2 separate regions of the Homo sapiens genome follow, and region 2 is linked to region 1. The links are chromatin contacts, found by Hi-C or POLR2A ChIA-PET in ENCODE. All regions are on one chromosome and are shown on one strand. The core of a region is the stretch at or near the end of the contact, and the rest is flanking DNA. Distances in the headings are between cores, read along the strand shown. Region 1 overlaps THSD4 (thrombospondin type 1 domain containing 4). Region 2 overlaps THSD4 (thrombospondin type 1 domain containing 4).

Region 1 (4,464 bases), core at 986-3,485:
AACTCAACTTAGGTAGCAAGATGCAAGGAATGCCACCTCTCTCTTTTTTTTTTTTTTTTTTTTTTGAGACTGGGTCTTGCTCTGTTGCCCAGGCTGGCGTGCAGTGGCACGATCTCAGCTCACTGCCACCTCCGCCTCCCAGTTCAAGCAATTCTTGTGCCTCAGCCTCTCCCGAGTAGCTGGGACCACAGGTGTGCACCCATCACGCCTGGCCAATTTTTTGTGTTTTTAGTAGAGATGGGGTTTTGCCATGTTGGCCAGGCTGGTCTGGAACTCCTGGCCTTAAGTGATTCTCCCACCTCAGCCTCCGAAAGTGCTGGGATTACGGGTGTGAGCCACCATGCTGGCTGGAATGCCACCGCTCTTAATGCTATAAAACTCAGGACCTTCAAGGTTAAGCAGTGCAAGGAGACTTTCCACGCGGGCAGGGGTGGTCAGCCTCATTGCCTATCTGCCTTCGTGGAGTTCCACTTTACTGTGGGGTTCTCGGGCTCCACTCCTCTGGTTCCTCGAGGGCAGTCCCCGGGGCTGCTGCTCTGTGGGATGCTGTGGCCCGTGTGGGGTTCATGTTAGCACAGCTGAGAGAGGCAGGGCCCCTCAAAGGAACTTGCCTGAGCTCTAAGGGAAAACAAGATGGAAATAAACACGGAGAGCCTAAGAAACACAAAACAGCCTGGCTCCGGAGGGCGGGGCTCTCACTCTGCCCACTCCCCTCTGTCCTGGAAACTGAGAGGAGGTAGGAAGCCCCCCTATAGCTGCAGGCTGCTGACAGCTTTGCCTGGGTGGCTTTCCAGCTCTGACAGCTCTTGAGCTCTTAATTCTTCACTCCTTTTGAAAATAAAGGCTGAGTCTTAGCCCCTGCTGGGTCCCTCTCCATTCTGAGGACCTGTCTCTTCTCTAGGTGTTTGATACCAGAAATGCTCTCACACAATAGATGAGACTTCTGTTCCTACATAGAAGGAGGTGGCTTTGTCCTCAGGGCCATAATAGTTTAACAGTCTTTTAATAAGATATAATAATTCATATAACAGAAATTAAACAGGCACAATAATGATGAGGGGAGATTTTTCTCCCTTTGGCAATAGTGGTTTGAGCCATTCGTTTGTTATTTCAGCTTTTCTAGGGTCAATTAACTGAGCACCTATTATGTGCTAGTCATTGTAGTAGGCTATAGGGATATAAGAAATAAGGCATAGTCCCTGCCCTGAAGGAGCCTGCAGCCTGGTCAACTAAGGCAGGTGTGCAAACAATAAGCATAATAGAAGATTGTGCTGTGACAGCTACATGAGGCCCAGTGGAAGGACAAAAGAGAAGGGCATCAGTTCTTTGAAGGAGAGGGTTGGAGGGCGGTTTGGACCAGGAAAAACTTCATTGACACCAAAATGCTTCCGTTGAATCCTGAAGGGTGACTAGGTCATTATTTTGGGAAACGATGCTGGAGAAAGCAGCTGAGGAGGAGGAAACAGCATAGGTCAAAACATGGAGAATAAAGTCCCTTGGCCTACTGAGGAGGTACAAGTGGTGTGGGTGGTCCATGCAGGGCCAGGGCTGACAAGAGATGCAGCAGGAGCCAGGCTGTGTAGGTTGAGTGGGTAAGCCAAGGAGTTTGGGTGGAATGCAGAGAGAAGGGGTGGGTGGAAGAGCCAGCCGTCTTCAGGGGATGGTGGTACTTGGGAGTAAGACAGAACAGTGGTTCTCACTGTGGCCCACAGACCAAGAGCATCATCATCATCTGAGAACTTGTTAAAAATGCAGATTCTCAGGCCGTGCCCTAGACCAATGGAATCGGAGTTTTTGCAGGTGGGGCTTCACAGTCTTTTGTAACAAGTCTTCTAGGTGAGTCTGATGCTTGTTCAAGTTTAAGGACTACTGAGATAGAGAATATGGGAAGAGCTAGAGGGGCATCAGTTTTGTGGAGGAAAGATGGTCAATCCGGACTTGAGTGTGTTGACTTCGAAGTGACACGTGGAGCTATCAAAGTGCAGTCCCAGGACCCACCACATCAGCTTCATCTGGGAGCTTGTTACAAATGAAGCAGAGGCCTGTGCTAGACCCGCTGAAGCAGAAGCTGGATTTTAGTGAGACCCCCGGGTGACTTATGTGCACTTTTCAGGCTCTAGTCTGGAGGTTAGCTAGGCACATGGGGTTGATGCTCGGGAGAGGGATCTTGGCAGGAAACAGAAAGGCGGGAGTTGTCAGTTCCAGGTGATGATTGCAGATGACACATTTCCAGGGTGAGTGTGTAGGGAGGGAGACTGGATGGAGTGACTTTGCTTGAGTCATGCTGACTGCTTAGCATTATCTTTGTAGAGCTGTGGAAGATCACACATAACCAGCCCTGGATGGCAGCCAGCCTGTTGTAAGGAAAACATGCTGTTTGCAGCCATTATCTCAACAACTATTATAGCAACAGCAATTTTCCCAGACGCCCGTTGGATGAACTGGGCCTGGAACCTGGACTTAGAACCCTTACTGTGCACTGTCATGTTCTTCTCATAGAGCCCTACTTTATGGTGGTGTGGGGGCGGGGTGGGGGTGTTCCATGTACTTACGTTGTCAGGGCTGGAAATGTGAACAAGTGGAAAAAAAAATCACACATGATGCTCAATAGGCACTCATAGAAGTTGCTCAATAAAGGTTTGTTAAATATTGTTGAAACAAATCATTAAAAATTGCTTTCAGATTTAAAAAATGCATTTCTATCAGTAAGTTCAATTTGACTTTACAACATCCTTGTAAGTAAACATGCTTTCTTAAAAAAAACTTTATTGAGATATAACTTACATACCGTAAAAATCACCATTTAAAAATACTATGTAACTCAATAGTTTTTGGTATATTTACAAGGTTGTGTGACTATCACGACTATCTAATTGCAGAACAGTTCCATCATCCTAAAAAGACACTCCATCCCTTTAGCAGTCACTCTCTTTTCCCCTCTCTCCCCAATCCCTGGAAACCACTCTCTGTCTCTATGGATTTGCCTATTCTAGACATTCTATAGAAATGGAATCATATGTGTCTGGCTTCTTTCACTTCTTTCACTTAGAATATTTTGTAGGTTTATCTATGTTACAGTATATATCAGCACTTATGGCTGAATAATAATCCACTCTGTGGGTATACCAATGTTTTATTTCTCTCTACATCAGTTGATAGGCATTTGGGTTGTTTCTGCATTTTTGGCTATTATGAATAATGTAGCTATGAACATTCATGTATAAGTTTATATACAAATGTATGTTTTCATTTCTCTTGGGCATATACCTAGGACTGCAATTGCTAGGTCTTGTGGTAACACTACATTTAGTCTTTTGAGGAGCTCCGAGATAGTTTTCCAAAGTGACTACACCATTTTACCTACCCACTAGGAATGTATGAGGTTACCAATTTATCTTTCCCAACACACTATTATCTGTCTTTTTTGAGTATAGCCATCCTAGTGAACATGAAATGGTCATGCTCTCATTTTACAGCTAAGAAAACTGAAGGTGCATTATTTGCCAAAGTTGGTAGAGCTATTAAATAGCCAAACTAGAGCTTTTCTTACATAAAGGCAAATACTTGTATGATGCATACTCTGTGTGAAGCATTAGGTCATTTGCTCTTAAGTCATTTAATCTTTGTAACTATCTATAACAAAGGTACTATTATTGTGTTTATTTGTAAATGAATACAAGGCCAGAACTGGGCTTGGAGTGCAGCTAGGGAGGTTCTTAGGGTGCAACATTTAAGAAGACATTACTCTCAGGTTCCTACCAGCACTTCCACGACCCTGACTGTTATCTCCTTAAATATTGCATCCTAGTTGCTTCACTGGCCTCATCTTAATCCTGGTCCTGTTTGAAGAAACTGAGGCATACAAAGATTGGGTAACTTACCCAAAGTTTCCAAACTAGCAAGTAGCAGAGCTGGGATTCAAACCCCAGAAAGCTGGCCTCAGGGTCCATGTCGTGAACCACTAGCCTACACTGACTCCCACATCTCTGATCTGCAAACTGTGCCTTTTCCATTTCTTTCTCAAGACATAACTTTCAGAAATTAGCCAGTGCTTTGACAAGTGGAGCACCTAAAGTAAAATCCCAGAGATGGGTTCTGGGGAGACTAAGCCGAACTACTCAACAGCTCCCCTGGGCGCCTACCACATGATTCTCCTGAAGGAGTTTACTGGCCACACAGATCGCCTCGCCACATCTGTACTTATCATAGCTCTGCATAAATCTCCCCAGTTCCGTGGAGGCCCCCCTGCAAGCGGCCAGATGGACTCTGTCCTGTTGGAGAAGAGGCCATTCAGACCCGTCAGGATTATTAGCTCTGACCAGCTGTAAGGAAAACAAACGTTCTCCTGGCCAAGCCAGAATGAATCTGCCACTTGTCCAAATGTTCTGAGTCAAATACCTAGAAATCAGATCTCTCATAAACACACCCAATTTGGTAGCTCATGCTCTTTGGTCTTTTAGAATT
Region 2 (4,464 bases), core at 1,357-3,856, 41 kb after region 1:
GCTACATCTGTGCTGCCTCTTTGCCAGTTCTATGGTTTTTCAATCTTTCCAATCATGGTTACCTAGGTGCCGATTAATCCTGCTAGTTGCTCGAAAATTTGAGATGAGTCTCTATTCTTTATTAAAGACGATGAGCTTCATAAATGTTTACAATATTTCATTATATTTGACTACAAATGCCTGTATGCATTCTTTAATGGCAGGGAATGATGCAAATAAATATGAACAGGTTATCGTACATTGTCTAAATGTATTCACATTTAAAATGTAAGTAAAAAACAATATGTAGCGGATTGTAATTTTTCAAGAGATGACCTTAGGATGGGTGAAATTGTCAGGGGCTGGCCTGGTTTCCCAGAATAATCCTTTAAATTAAGAATTCTCTCATTGGGGGCAGTGTATCCAGAGGTGGAGGAACTGAATCAAGGATAGTTTTAAAAACTGGATCATCTGATGGCTGTGTATTAAATAGGTTTAATTCTTTTGATTGTATTTCCTGTCTGCATCTGAGGCCGTATCCACTGCAGAATAATAAAATGGAGGTACTGGCAACTATTTGTATTTGAATTCTTCTTCTTCTTTTTTTTTTTTTTGAAACGGAGTTTCACTCTTGTCACCCAGGCTGGAGTGCAGTGGTGCATTCTGGGCTCACTGCAACCTCTGCCTCCCGGGTTCAAGTGATTCTCTTGTCTCAGCCTCCCGAGGAGCTGGGATTACAGGCGCCCGCCACCACGCCCACCTAATGTTTGTATTTGTAGTAGAGACAGGGTTTTACCATGTCGGCTAGGTTGGTCTCAAACTCTCGACCTCAGGTGGTCTGCTCACCTTGGCCTCCCAAAGTGCTGGGATTACAGGTGTGAGCCGCCGTGCCTGGCCTGTATCTGAATTATTGTTTCCAAACCCAGCTGCCTTCAGCCTAAACAGTGGCAAGCACTTGTCATCATATCCTGAAGTCATAGACATAATTATCACACCTCTTAGCTGCAAATCTAGGCTTCACCATCAGTTAACTGTTTGAGGCCCTTTTACTTAGTAACCCAAATACTTGGTAATTGAGTATATGTAGGGATATATTTTTCTTTAAGATTACTACGTGTGACATACATTACCCTGGAATAGAATGCTCTCATTCACAGCCATTTCTGTTTAACGTGGGAGACATTTCTGGGTTTTTGCTTCTCTCTGTCTTTCCTATTCTGTGACTGTCACTGCTCTATTGGAATCACTTTTCTCCTGGTGGTGTCCAGTGATCTTTGGATGGTCCACTGAAGGTAGATACCTCCCAGCCCTTTCTGTGCTGGGACTAAGATGGCACATACAGTATTCTGTAGCTCCCTCTGGCCAAAGCAGAAGCTATCATCACTACCCACTGTGTAAGATTCCTCCTGTACAGCAGCACCCTTCACTGGGTAGTGCTTAGTTTTTAATCTATATTTTTTATTCTTTCTTTTGGATTTCCAAATATAAAAATACCACCACTACTGCCTCCCGCCAGCACTCCGCCTTGTGAGGAAAGCACTGTGTAACTTTGTTGACAAATGTCTGCTTAATTATGTTTAATGATTCAGAAATAAAACAGGGAGAAGTCCCACATTTTAATTTCAAACTAAAGACTGCTAGAAGCCAACAGAATTTTTGTTTGCTTGTTTTTGTTTTGTTTTGCTGAGACAGGGTCTCACTCTGTCACCCAGGCTGGAGTGCAGTGGCATGATCATGGCTCATTGTAGCCCTGATCTCCCTGGGGTCAGTGATCCTCACACCTCAGCCTCCCAAGTAGCTGGGAATACAGCCATGCACTATACATTTTTGTACTTTTTATAGAGACAGGGTTTTGCCATGTTGCCCAGCTGGTCTTGAACTCCTAGGCTCAAGCAATCCACCTGCCTCAACCTGCCCCGATACAGATTTTTAAAATGTAGGTGATTAATAACTCACTTGTAGCTCTGGAGCTGTTCAACAGAAGTTGCAACTCAAGAACGCTATTTAGTAATTAATAAGAAAAGTTTGGGGAAACAAAGTTCTACATTGTGCTCTGCTGATCTTTTTCTTTGAAATCTTACTGCAGATGCTGTTTCTCTGCGGAGGCAAGGAGGAGGACCTTGACTAGTCTCTGATGGGGCAAGGAGTTTGTTCGATTGTGCCAGTCTGAAATATGGCAGGTTAGAGGGGTGGAGAAAGCCAAGTATTGCAGGGGTAAGAAACGCTAGGCAGACAAACCTTGTCACGAGTTTAGTGAGCCCAGAAGTCAACAAATGAGTAGGGGCAAGAAACTGGCAGGGCGACCATAGATTTCATATGGTTATTGGATTAATTTATTTTTGCTTTAAAATTTTATCGAGTGAGCCATAATTTATTGGGCTGAGTTGAGTTTTGTCCAGGGGATTGAAGTTTGGATTTATCCCAGGAAACAGCTTTCATCTAAAGTCATGCTCCAGCAAATTATGCTGATTTTAAACGGAGCAGCCTATTAAAAATAGGTCAGATTTCAACAGGACAGTGGAACGTTTGGTTTGAGGAAACTTTGAGTACATCAGTAACTATTATGAGATGTTCTGCTGTGATCACGTGGCCTGCCTGTCATCAGGAAAGGGAGAAAATGGAGGGGAGGACTCTTACATTCCAGTCAATTCACGTAGCCTCTTGATGCCAAAAATTAGAAAGGGGAAGCATATCAGATGTGTACAGCTCAAATTCCATTTGTACTTAAGGTTACGTAACAGCTCATAGTGTAATAGCTTTGGCCCGTGTCCAGTGAGCCTGTAGATATTGGCGGCTTTGCGTGCTTAAAAGGCCCCCATCAATCAGTCATGATGCCTGGTCCTACACCCAGTTGCCATGTTTGTTTAAGCCGGCTTTGGAGGTTGTATAAATAGTGTTAGCAACCTGCTCTCCCACCCTTGGTGATAAATGGCACCTTTAAAAATCCTTTGGCACATTCTTAGGATGCGAAGGAGTAGAACTGGATCCATTGACATCTTTGGTGGTTATCAGCCTCCTTCTGCATATGTTCTTGTGGCATCTCCAGGAGGGAAGTGTGGAGGGTGCCTGGGGCATCCGTACCGCCCTGGCTTCTTGGGCCTCTGCAGCCTCTGCCTGTCTGAATCAGCTAGTGGAGTATCCTGCCTCGTGGAAACTGGCAAGGGCTGCACAGGGGCTCCCAAATGAAACTGTGACTCAGGACTGGACAAGCGAATTCGAGTTCACACAGAATGGAAAGGTGTACTTTTTCCCCTTTAAAAAAAAAAAACACAAAGATTGCTACAACATGTTGGCATTGATTCATGCAGTCACTTTTTGTTCTGTACAAACAGTGGCCTTGGGGTAGCAGGAAGAGCAATGGGCAAAGGACACAACCTCAGTGCAAAAGCCCTAGCTCCCTTGGACCACAGTTGCATATCTAGAAAATTAAGAAATAACTTCCTCTTGTTGTGAGGTTCCGGCGAGATGCCATGTGTAAAGCACGTGTATCAGTGTTGGACATTCCACTATTGGTGACTGGGTGCCTGCTGTATGCTTATCCTCCAGGTAGAGCTTCCAGGAGCAAGTGGGACTGGGCGTGTGCAGATGTAGGGGAAGGGTGTTCCAGGCAGAGGGAACCACAGAAGCAAAGGTGCTTGGGCAGAAAATACAGGTGTTAGGAAACATCGGCGAGTGTCCTTCCTCTGGAGCAAAGAACTTATAAAGGGGAACAGTGTAGGACGAGGTTGGCCTGGAAGTTTGGGGCCAGATTATAGAGGGCCTCAAACAGGAGGCTAAAGAAACTGGACTGCCTTTTATGGGCAGTGAGGAGTTATTGGGGTTTGTAAGCAGGAGAGTAGTATGATCAGAGCTGAGCTTCAGGAAAATTAATCTGGCAGCAAAATCCTGCAAAACCTCTTTGGAACAAAAGGGGTGAAAATAAATAATTTGAAAATTTGGCAGTCATGTTTTCAAATATGTTCTGAAATGTGTAAGCTATAATATGTATTTTGAAATGATAACATCTTTCTTTTTCTGTTCCTGCACAGCAGCCAAATTCCTTGTTCATTCTTTATTTCTTTTCCTCATTCCCTCCCTCCCTCCCTCTCTCTCTCATTTTTCCTGTGTTTCTGTTTCTTTCATTGTTTCTCCTGGTTTCAGTGTGTCTTCCTTTCTCACTCACCCAGTCCCTCCCTCACTCTTTGCCCTGTTCTGTCTTTCATGGTTAGTGGTGTTTTGGAGGTGTGTCTAAACCGAGCCAGGGACTGCGAGTTCCAGGACAGTCCTTCAAAAAGGTCCATCTGCTGGTTTTTGTGCCCAGCATACCCGCTGTGAATGGACTACATTACTGAAGGCTGTGAAATCACCCAAATTTGATCTTCAACTCTCATCATACAAAGTATCGGTATTTTGAATTTGTAGGTGAATCATTTGTAATTCATGGGGGCAATGTTTCTACAATTGAACTTTCTGGACTCATCACCAAAAGGTTCAGTCAGCTTCTGT

Evidence for each region. A loop is a pair of places that touch in the nucleus more often than their neighbours do. ChIA-PET counts read pairs that join two places held with the same protein, here RNA polymerase II (POLR2A).
Region 2: a loop to region 1 is called in a map of PC-3, with 2.5 times the contacts of the local background. The contact joins two enhancer-like sites. A Hi-C loop is called at or near these places in 5 of 168 maps with a recorded cell type or tissue (GM12878, PC-3, aorta and 2 more) and 1 of 37 single-sample maps with no recorded cell type. POLR2A ChIA-PET finds 5 or more read pairs at or near these places in 3 of 52 experiments (AG04450, Caco-2 and OCI-LY7).

What each region holds. Positions count from the first base shown.
Region 1 is chr15:71,235,541-71,240,004 of GRCh38, forward strand. The region is part of intron 4 of THSD4 (thrombospondin type 1 domain containing 4); the gene reads left to right. Among named protein-coding and RNA genes, the nearest start is that of THSD4-AS1, 49 kb to the left of the region's middle. Within about 2 kb of position 2,236, at least 8 of the 41 ENCODE cell types and tissues checked have a DNase peak (open chromatin) inside an H3K27ac peak, as active enhancers do; they include PC-3, where a contact is called at or near this core.
Region 2 is chr15:71,276,550-71,281,013 of GRCh38, forward strand. The region is part of intron 6 of THSD4 (thrombospondin type 1 domain containing 4); the gene reads left to right. It overlaps LOC124903521 (a long non-coding RNA gene), which reads left to right. Exons shown (of 2, transcript XR_007064701.1): 2 at 855-4,464. Among named protein-coding and RNA genes, the nearest start is that of THSD4-AS1, 90 kb to the left of the region's middle. Within about 2 kb of position 2,607, at least 20 of the 41 ENCODE cell types and tissues checked have a DNase peak (open chromatin) inside an H3K27ac peak, as active enhancers do; they include PC-3, where a contact is called at or near this core.